Regions from separate parts of the Mus musculus genome. Here region 1 is linked to region 2. A link is a contact called in ENCODE Hi-C or POLR2A ChIA-PET data. All regions are on one chromosome and are shown on one strand. Each heading gives the region's core, a stretch centred on a gene start or an enhancer-like site at or near the end of the contact. The rest is flanking DNA. Distances are from core to core; before and after follow the strand shown.

Region 1 (5,092 bases), core at 2,030-4,529, 100 kb before region 2:
TGCCTATCTCAGTGTAAGGTCTGCTGCTCAGTGCACACAGTAGGTTCACAGTGAGCATCTGTCATGTTGGACAGAAATGAGGTTAATCTGGAGGAGTCACAGGAGAGAGTCTGAGAGGGAGAACTGGATTGATGTCTCAGACTGATAGTCAAAAAAAAAAAAACCCCGAACAGGATACCACTGATCAACACCAACACCGTGGGAAGAGCAGCGAGGAGGCTGAAGACCAAGCAAAGACAAGAGAGGGCACTTCTTGCCAGAACAAACCCTGGCCAAGTGCAAAATCCAGGAACCCTCATCAAATGACTTCTGTGTGCTCTTTTGAACATCAGTAAGTAGCCTAGTGTGCAGAAGATATGGGTAGGCAGATGGTGTGAGAATCACAGCACTCCTTTCTAGCTGGGTCCAAATGGTTTAACCATTCTCAGTCTCTCGAGGTGGCCATAAAAAAACTAGACAGGGTTTTGTTATTTTATCATGTATTGGACTATGGCTTCAAAATTCCTTTTTAGTGGATTTGCCTCTGTTTACTCTTTGGTGAGGAAGCCTCTTGAGATGAGGTGGGAAAAGTGACAAGACATTTTGTTGCAAAACATAGTCAACAGACCTGCTCCTGGGACCACTAGAAAACACAACCGTTTCTTTCATTGTGAGCCTTGTTTAGCAGACTCTCTACCACCAGGGACTGTGTTAACATCTGCTTATCTGACCAATACCTTTTTACTGCTTCCAGGAAAAAGTCTAGGAGAGGCAAAAATAAAAGCCTTCAAACTGGAAAATCATCTCCTAAGTAATTGAAGTTCAACTATGCTGGATTGGGGCAACTGCTGCTAAAACTGGGTGGCAAAAAACAAAAAAACAAAAAAACAAAAAAACAAAAAAACCCACAACAACAACAAAAAAGCCCTAAAACATTAAATCCTTGCTTTTGCCACAGTGGACTTAACCATAACAATGGAGCTATTTGCTTCAATGAAACATTAAAGTTTTGAAAGTAAAAAAAAATAAATAAATAAAAATAAAAAAATAACCAACAGGCTAGTCCCCTGCTTCAGTTCCCAAGGTCACCAAGGCTCATATTCCTATCAAATTACACCACATCTGATAACCTATTATACTCCGTGGCACAGCACTCAGTGTGCCAAGCACAGCGATGTGGGTAGAGTCCTTTCTCATGGTCCTTTCCAACTTCTCCCGAGGGTGGTTGGCACAGGGCAGCCTAGCACATATACCTAGCCAGAGCCACCTGTACACAGCCCTCCTCAAGCTTCGTCCCTGTAACAGGCCAGTGGCGAGGGAAAAAAGAAAACGCAGGTGTCTCAGAGGCGAGGCGGGTAAGGATGTGGAGTTCTGTTTTGTCCCATCTGGTTCAAGTGCCCTCCTAGATGCTCCTAGCAGGCTGTGCTGGGTAGCTGTCTGCATCCACAGTGTGGCGTCCTTTCATTCTCAGGTTCACAACTCGAGGCATCAACACACAACCCATTAAGACCCTCGTCACCTGGTGCCATCACCTGGTGGCCTTTAGTTTGACTAGATCTTCCAGTGTGTGCCTGCCCTTGCTGGCTCGTGTCCCTCCGCAGCCTGTAGCAGGTAGCAGTGTGCATTTGTCCAGTGAGGGGACGACACCCCCAAAGGCAGCAGGACTGCATTTCTCAAGCACAGGCTGGCCTGACAACAGCAAGCTCACACACGGGAATATTTTCCAGCCAAACTAAAAGCCAAGGCATCATGAGATGATGGTGAAGGTCTTCACAGGGTTGTGTGTTGATGCCTGGGTGGGGGTGTGTGGGTGTGGGCTCTAAACCCAAGAATGAAAAGACACCACCATGGAATGAAAAGACACCACCATGGCGGTGCAAAGAGCTTCCTAGTCCAGCTATGCGATCTGCATACAAACAGACCAGGGCCTCTCCTTTCCTTTAATAGACAAAACTTGGATCCCAGGCCCCTGCAAAAACATTAACAAAATGTTTCTCCCAACATGGCTCCAAGAGAATGGCTTGCCTTTTCTGTACTTCCCCCCCCCCCCCCCCAAGTCCCCAAGACTCAGTTGAGCTGCTTCTGTGCAGCCCTGTTGGATTCTCAATGTACTTGAAAAGGTAACATTCTCTGCTTGGCCAAACTCATACAAACTCACTGGGGCCAAGTGTGAGACTATCTGACTGGAAACAGACAAGACAGAGAACACCCCAGAACGCTGGAGGAGAGAAAAATCCACAGCCTGTCGCTTCCACTTTGCTGTCTCAAGAGAAACGTAACCTCTCAGCTAACCAGGTAGTCCTGACCAGAGCAATGCTATTGTAAAGCTGTCCTATTCCTGAGGCCCCCAGAGATGCCAGCCTACCAAGGCATTTGGGAATCCTTTCCCTCCTACAGGGCGACCACGATCAGTAACATAGAGCCAGGAAGAAAAATTAATCTGGGAACCTTTCAAGTGTGACAGATTAGTGGCAGGCTCTTATTTATAGTTTTTCATTTGGTTTTGATTTACTAATTAACGTGGGGTAAGGAAAATACGCTCTGGGTTGAGTTGAAGCCTGTTCTCTCACAGTGTCTCATCTCAGCTTCCCGGGGCCGTTGGTGAAATGTGACTTTTGGATCTGCTGCTCCTCAATAATGCCCATGTCTAACATGACTTTGCCATGTCACTTCAGGATTGAGCTTAGGAAAAAACCAGGCTGGAGAAGTGCATTCTTATCCAAGCCTATATCTGAGGGGAGGGGAGCAGAGCAGAACAATGGGAACAACAAAGTGGCCAGCCAAAGGTTTCTCAGTTTCTCCCTCTCTGCTCTAATTCAAAACATTATACTTTATTATTGCGGCCCACACCAGACGGCGCATTCTTCGCTCTGGTGATTCACTTCGGGTTTTTTTTTTTTTTTTTTTTCCCCTCCTGACCACACAATGGACAGAGGATCCCCGTGTGAAGTGACCGATTTGCCTCCGGACCCGGTCCAAGCTAAACTGTTCACTTGACATTCTGTTTTCCCAGAAGCACAGCAGGTCCTCGCCCATAGGAGAGGGTCCACAGGGTGGGTGGCTCCCCACCTCCCCCTGGCTAAGTCACAAGGTCTCAGATCACAGGAGGATGAGATCAGCAAGCAGGCATTTCCGCAGGTTTGCAGGAGTGAGCGGAGCAGAACAGTAAAGATAGGCCGAGGGCAGCAAGCATCTCGGACTTGACTTTTGACCTGGGGGTTTCTTGAGAGCAACATTCCAGCCTCACCAGAGCTCTGAGATAATAAAGAGCCAACGTCCACAGAGCGGAAAGGGGACAGGCAGGGCTGGGGGGGATTGGGTAACTCAGTGGCAGAGCACTTGCTGCGGGGAACATGTGGAAGACCTGAGATCTCTCCCCAACACTGAATATAAAAGGGTGAGAGGTGATGTAGGAGGAAGGAGGCGGGGTTGTTGAGGATATCAATGAGCATGCGCCAAGCATGCGCCTGGGAAGAATGTACTGTACCAACAAAAGGCATCAGCCACGCAGTAAAGGCATACAATCACACAGATTAGAGCCCACTCCTCATCAGCGTACGATCACCCTAACTTCATATTTACAAATGAGGTGTGTTGGTACTGCATCTTGGCTGGTACCTCAAGGAAAGGGTTGCCTCAGCATGGGCCCACAGAGGGACCCCCTCCCCCCACACCAGACTGCGCCCTCAACCAAACATCTCCCTGGATCCTCTCTTATCTTTTTACAAAACACAACAATGTACACTTGGTACAATGGGGTGTCACATCTTGATGCCCACACGGCTGGCACTTTGCCTTGACTTGTCTCTTTCTGTCTGGTATCAGCAAGAAGCAAGGTAAAAGGTGGGCGGGAATAAGTCACCAGCAATTATGCAAACCGTCGTCAACCAACTATATTTCCCACCAATTCTTTTACCAAAGCAACGAAACAGCAACCAGCAACTAATGGTCTCTCTTCTCGGAAGCTGACAAGAAGAACCCAGGACGGAATAAACGGCAAAGGACAGTTTGCCATTGGGGAACTCAAATCTAGGTTGGCAAAAGGTGTTGGGAGAGCCTCTCCAGGTAGACATGGCTCCCCGTGGTACCATGGGGAACCCAAGAAAACAGCTGGGAATAATCTGCCCAAGATGGAGAACACAAGAAAGCAAGCATGGCGCCTATTCTGGAAAGGATTTGACTGGGATGGAAGGACCTGACTGACGGAGTAAGGAGGGACAGGCTGGCTTTTGAGAGCTCCCTTTTGAACCAAAGAGGAACCCACCCGCCCAGGCTTGGCCACAGAGAGGGAGTGTTGTATGGGACGGCAACACTATGGTCCACCAACCCCAGACGTTGCTGACTGTGTAGTCTCAAGACCTACATCACCTGCCTTCCCCCGCCTTGCTATGCTGGAGACCTCGTATGATTAGGCAGGGCTAAGCCAGAAAGTACAGAGCAAGCAAAACGAGATTTCGGAACGCCTGTGTGACTTTCTTGTCTGTGTTGTCACTTTACCATTGGTTTTTATGGCCTCAAACAAAATGCCAATGGAAACAAAACTTAAAGCTGGGGTCTATTTTCTTGGACAGGCTGACATTTAATCTCAAAGAGCCTCAGCTATGTGGCTACATGAAGCTCTATGCCCTTCAAACAACACGATGGAAAACCCCTTTGTCTTCAATTCACTGCATTCAGGCAAAGGGAAACTTGGGGGGCAAAAATGGATTGAGCCTTGTCTTTGTCAGGACGCAAAAGTCCGGGTGCCCCAATGGTGATGACTAGAGACCCCCAGGGAGGCGTCACCCACCTCCACAGATGGTGAAGCAATCTCAAAGTCTTAGTGAAGGGCCTTCCTCCTTCATCTTCTCCCTCCCAGCTTCCTTGGGAAGCCTCCCTGAAAGTGCACTGTGACTCAACGTGGGAAAGAACTGCCCTCAGCCTGCTCCAGGACACACTGCCTCTCCACATTTGACCAGAACTCATCAAAGCAACAAACATTTTCAGAGCACTTAATACCTACCAGACGTGCTAACAAACAACCTTCGCAATCTCGAATCACACTCCACGTAGCTCATGTCTGCCCAAGAAATAAACTCAAAAGGCCATTACTGGGCTTCTAAGGACACCAAGC
Region 2 (5,209 bases), core at 508-3,007:
GACTCCGCAGTCTTTCTTACCCCACCTCCCTTTTCTGTTTACAGATGAGAGAAAACTTCGGGGAGGGGGGGACGTGACTCTGTCTGGGTTTGCCACAGAACATTAGTGGCAGAGCCCAATTTAGCCGCCCTCGACTTTCCATTCTGTTGCCTGGCAACGGAGTTCAGTAGAGCTCAGCGGCCAACCCTGGCCCCTACCCCCGCACCCTTTCTCTGCCCCCAGGAGCTTGGACAGCATTGATTGAAGGGTCAACCTTTTGGGACAATGGCCAAGGGCATGAGAGCGCAGGCACTGGGTGGATTACCCCAATTGCGCTGGAATCTCGCCCCATACTGACGCAAGCCCCGCCTGGCGGGGATTGGCACACCTTCCAAGGTCCTGGTGGGACCTTCCTCAGCCACCGAAGCCCTCCTTCCTCAACACCTGTGAATCTCTCTAAAGCATTCAGATCAGGTTCTCGGAGTTCTCAACTGCTGGGGGATTCCCTGACGGTCACTATGGGTAAAGCGGCACTCCGAACGTCCAGGGGGCAATGGAGGACAGTTCAGAGGGGAAAGAGTGCAGAGGACCTTATTCTTAGGAACCTTGGCCAAACTCATTTGCGTTGAAGTGGCCCGAGCTCGTCAGAAATAAGAATACAGGGAAAAGTGCCCCATGTTCCCCGAAAAAGACAACCTCTGCGGGCACCTCTGCGTGTTCCAGCTCCTCCCATTGCAGCGGAGCGCAGGCGAGCACTCGGCCGCGCAGGTGTCCGGAGCACCAGCTGTCCCACATCCCCGCCGCGCGCGCACGCGCGCGCTCCTCCACCTCTTCCCACCACCTGAGCCCAGGAGACTGCAAAGGAGGGATCTACCCTCCGCGCGATGCTACCCCCAAAATCCTTACCCAGGTTCACAAAGCTCATGACCATGTCCGCGTCGTTGAGGAAAGCGCTGTCCTGCGCGCTAGTCAGTGGGGACGCACCGCCACCGGGTCCCGGGGCCAGGAGACTCTTGCGGTTCAAGGAGTGTGCAGCGCCGGGAGACGGCTGCCTGAGCTGGGACGAGCTGGCCCCTCCGTGGGACCCAGGCTCTTGCCCCACACCCTCCGATGCCCCATCCTCTTCGTCGTCATTGGACAGGGCGTTGTAGAGATCCAGCATGAAGAGTGGAGCGGACTTCAGCCGCCCTGGAGGGGGCTCCTCGCGGGCCGTCTGCTGCTGCTGCTGCTGCTGCTGCTGCTGTGGCGGGAGCACCGGGGGCTGAGGCTGCTGGAGACCGTGCAGGGGCCGCGGCCTGTGCGGGAGCCCCAGCACCGACAGGATCTCCTTTTGCATCTCCCGCTTCTCGTGGGTCTTGAGCCGCCGATAGAGGAAGCCCGAAGAAGAGGACTGTGGCGGTGGCTGCTCAGCGCGCACCGGGCTCCCGCCGGCTCCCAGCAGCTGCCCCCCGGCGGCGGCCGCGGCTACCGGCAGAGGGGGCCGCAGTGGCGGGGGGCCGCAGCTGCACAGCAACCCCCACCACCAGCACAGCCACTGCGCCCTCCGCCCCAGCCCGGGCATCGCCGCCCAGCCCGGCTGCCCCCGCGGGGCCCGCGAGGCGTCGAGCGGCGGAGCGAGGCCGGAGCGCGGAGGCTGTGGCCCTCGGAGTGGGCAGCCCCCGCCACCTCTCGGCGGGCTCTCTTCCCGGTCCTGGCACTCAGTCCTTATCTCTCATGGTCATCCGCGGCGCCCCCAGAAGCCCGGGTGGAGAAGAGACGACGGGGCGACGGCCAGGATCCTCCACTCTCCCGCAGGTCTCTGGAGGCGCACGGGCTGAGTGAGCCAGGTGTGTCCTAGGCAGGACTGCGCTGCAGCCGGCGTCCCCGGGCGGGTCACGGCACGGTCACTCGCAGTCTGCACACGTGCGCTGCCCTGAACCCTCAGAGGCGGCTGGCCGAGGGGGGCCGGAGACGACAGATCAAGAGGTGGAGGCGATGCCGGGCACCATCCCCTCGCACGCCTCTCCTGGCTTGTAGGACAGTCGTGAAGTTTACTCCCCTGTGGGTCCCAGGCTGTGGCGTCCCTGCGTCCTAAAAAGCCAATTTTCTCCGCGCGGTTTTAACTTCCCTCTGGTCCGAAACTCAGCGCCCCTCCGCCTTCGGGCACCGTCTCTCCCCCTCGGAATCTCCGCGCGCCTCCCCAAGTGGAGGCGGCCACGATCTAGCTTTCCTCTCGGCAGTCTCTCGGGTGCCCGGAGGATCCCGCTCTCCGAGGCGATGAGAGAGACGAGGAGCGGAACTCGGAACGCAGGCTGCGGCGTCGGCTCGGGGATTCGCAGTCTCCCGCCTCTGCGCACTGCGCTCCCGGCCGCCGCCAACGTGGGCTTTCTGCTGCGCGTCTCGCTCAGGTACCGCACTCAAGCCCAGGAACGCCCTGCCCTACTCGGTAACGGACAGGCTACCAGCCAATGGAGAGGTGACTCTTGCGGGCTATTTACATAGGCCCACCCCCTTCTTTCACCCTCCCTTCTCCCAGGGCCTTGCCTCTGCCTAGCGAGCGTAGGTTTCTAGCACACAGAATTCTTGGAGGCATCAGGAGTTGCTTGGGCGGGTAAGAAAGGCAAAGAGGTCATTGCTAGGAAGACAGATCCGATCACGACCCCGATCTAAACTTTCTTCTTCCTCTGCTAAATAAAAGCAAACACAGCTATTTAATCCATGCCGTTACCGAAGGAGAAAATAGTATGACAGTTTTCTCCTTCTCTGCTCAGTTTCTCTTATTGATGGAATGTAGGCGTTTAGCAGACACGTGGCTCTCAAAGGCAGCTGCTGTAAGTTAAGACACACCCTGCGAGGAAGCTGCTCACACACTAGCTGCAAAGAGGGCAGGACAAGCCAAACCAGAGTCCTGGAGGTTTCCAGTCGGATATTTCAATTTATTTCTTCGTTTGGGCTGCATTTGAGTTCTTAAACTACAACCCAAACGAAAGGGGTTACGATCTGCTAGTGTTACGAGGAAAGCCTTCCCCATCCTCTTGCTAGTCTCTCAATGCAGTTGCCGTTGGCAATTGCATCTTAATGAGCTGAAATGCAATTATTAGACACACCGTTCCAGGTAAAACGTAAAGACGGTGGTAAAGATGGCCTTCAGCCAGGGCAGAAGCCTGGAAAGTATAGAAAATAGCCAGGATAATAAACAGGGCCCTCAACACAGGTTGCTTCTATCCTTGAACAAACTGGGACCACTCCCAACACTGCCTTCTACCAATAAACATGTCAATTCATGGCTCAAATGGCCACTCATCTCTAGATGGTAGAAGCAAATGCCCTTTAAACATGTGAGTCTTTCACCTGACAAGAATGGAAGGATTAGGAAAGAAAATAAGCCACCCACTTTCAGTATTGGTTTATGGGGTCTGAAACATTTTAGATAATTGTTGCTAGGATGCTAGAGACATCAAAAGCGTGCACCGTTTCTTCTGTCCAGGACACTGTACAAGTATGAAGTCACTGCTGTGCTGCTAGAGAGGCCAGGAACTCCACTCAGAAGATCTGAAGTCACAACAAGTACTCATGAGCTTCAAGCTGGGGGCCTCCTCCTTGCACACACTCAGCCACATCTTCTTTGTAAGAGGTCTGACAAGACACATGCGGAATAAAAGAAGCGCAAATTATAAGGGCAGTGAAGACAACACTGGAATCTGTAAAAATAGAAAAACAAACTAAGCCCTAAAGGTACTCCATTAGGGAGTGCCATTTAAAACACAAAAGTGGGCTTGTGGGCTGGTGAGATGGCTCATTGGGTAAGAGCACCTGACTGCTCTTCCGAAGGTCAGGAGTTCAAATCCCAGCAACCACATGGTGGCTCACAACCATCCATAACGAGATCTGACTCCCTCTTCTGGAGTGTCTGAGGACAGCTACAGTGTATTTACATATAATAAATAAATAAATAAATCTTTTTTTAAAAAGCGAGCTTGTGACTCATTTGGGGTATATGACTCTGTGAAAATGAGCCTAGTGAAGAACAGACATGTAGGGCTACACTACTGCCCCCTCTGTAGGGTTCCCCCCCCCTTGTGGCGTGAGTCTAAAATGACATGTAGTGAAGTATTATCAACCACAGTCCTTAACAGCATCTCTAACTCAGGCCTGTCACAGACTCCCCACCCCTACCAAGAGGAATTCTGTTCTCAAAGAATAGTGCTAAAATAAGGGGGTGTTTGGGGGGTGTCTTCAGGTGGTGAGTATGAGAGTCTGAGGAAGCCCCCCCCCCCAAAAAATGTGAGGTAAGATGTCATAAGGTCAGTGACATTCAGCCAAAGGTCACAAGAGATGTGTTCTGCATGTCTATGGTGCACTCTCAACCTGGACATGCCATATTTACAGGAAGCAGGCAGCCAAGCACTTGGGCCCACCTAGTTCAAAGGGATGAATAAAGAGGTATAATCCTAAGAGTTCAATGACATCAGACTGGGACCACAGCTTCTCTATGTATGTCAAGTGAAACTCGGGGTGGAAAGAGAACCTTCATCCATGTCCCTCCCGCTCCTGTTTTCCTGACCACATCCCATTAGAGACTCCACGTGGCCCGGAGGTGTCAGAGCAGAGGACTAGCACAAAGCACACGTGTGATTCTAAGTGGATACAGAATAATGGCATTGAAGGAACTTGTTTGAGCAGGTCTGCCTCCAGAGTTCACTGGAACCTGTGAACACTTGGAGAAAATCAGAGGCCACTTCGCCCCCTGCAGGACACCAAAATATTACTGCCCCTTCCTCTGTAAACCCAGACAAGTTTCCCTCACTTTTCTCTGAGCATCTCTCAAGCATTTGGGGGTTGGGGGCGGGGGCAGAGGAGAAATCTCGTCAAGAAGCCAGATGTGTGAGCCAACCCATAGCAAACATCTGGTTGCTTGGCTGACATTTCATGCAGATGGCCTCAGTCTCTGGAAATAGGTTGTCTGTCCCACCCTTGCCCCACTTCACGAAGTGAAGATGGCCTCACCATAAAGCACAAATTTGTTCCACACGTTTGGTGATACTAGAGACAGGGTGGGAATTCTCACGGGGACACAGAGTAACTCACAGAAAATTCTTAAAAATGCCTACTTTCAAAGTGGTTCCTTACCAGTTGTGGAGAGCTCTATGTTTACAATGTGTTTGGCCTAATAAATTCTGATTTGAAAAGATGGTGCTTGTTAATTTAACATGCCAAATATCCTTGTTTCAAAATGATACTGCTTATCCAT

What was found. Hi-C counts contacts between places; a loop is a spot of excess contacts on that map. ChIA-PET counts read pairs that join two places held with the same protein, here RNA polymerase II (POLR2A).
Region 1: a loop to region 2 is called in a map of Patski, with 2.9 times the contacts of the local background. The contact joins the enhancer-like site here to the promoter of Bmp6 in region 2. A Hi-C loop is called at or near these places in 1 of 37 maps with a recorded cell type or tissue (Patski). POLR2A ChIA-PET finds 5 or more read pairs at or near these places in 1 of 5 experiments (Patski).

Annotation. Positions count from the first base shown.
Region 1 is chr13:38,448,783-38,453,874 of GRCm38, reverse strand. The region is part of intron 1 of Bmp6 (bone morphogenetic protein 6); the gene reads right to left. Among named protein-coding and RNA genes, the nearest start is that of 4930579J19Rik, 10 kb to the left of the region's middle. Within about 2 kb of position 3,279, at least 1 of the 3 ENCODE cell types and tissues checked has a DNase peak (open chromatin) inside an H3K27ac peak, as active enhancers do.
Region 2 is chr13:38,342,264-38,347,472 of GRCm38, reverse strand. It overlaps Bmp6 (bone morphogenetic protein 6), which reads right to left and starts at 1,757. Exons shown (of 7, transcript NM_007556.3): 1 at 886-1,757. The coding sequence starts at 1,540. Gm47990 (a long non-coding RNA gene) reads right to left here. Exons shown (of 2, transcript XR_003950672.1): 2 at 3,350-3,594.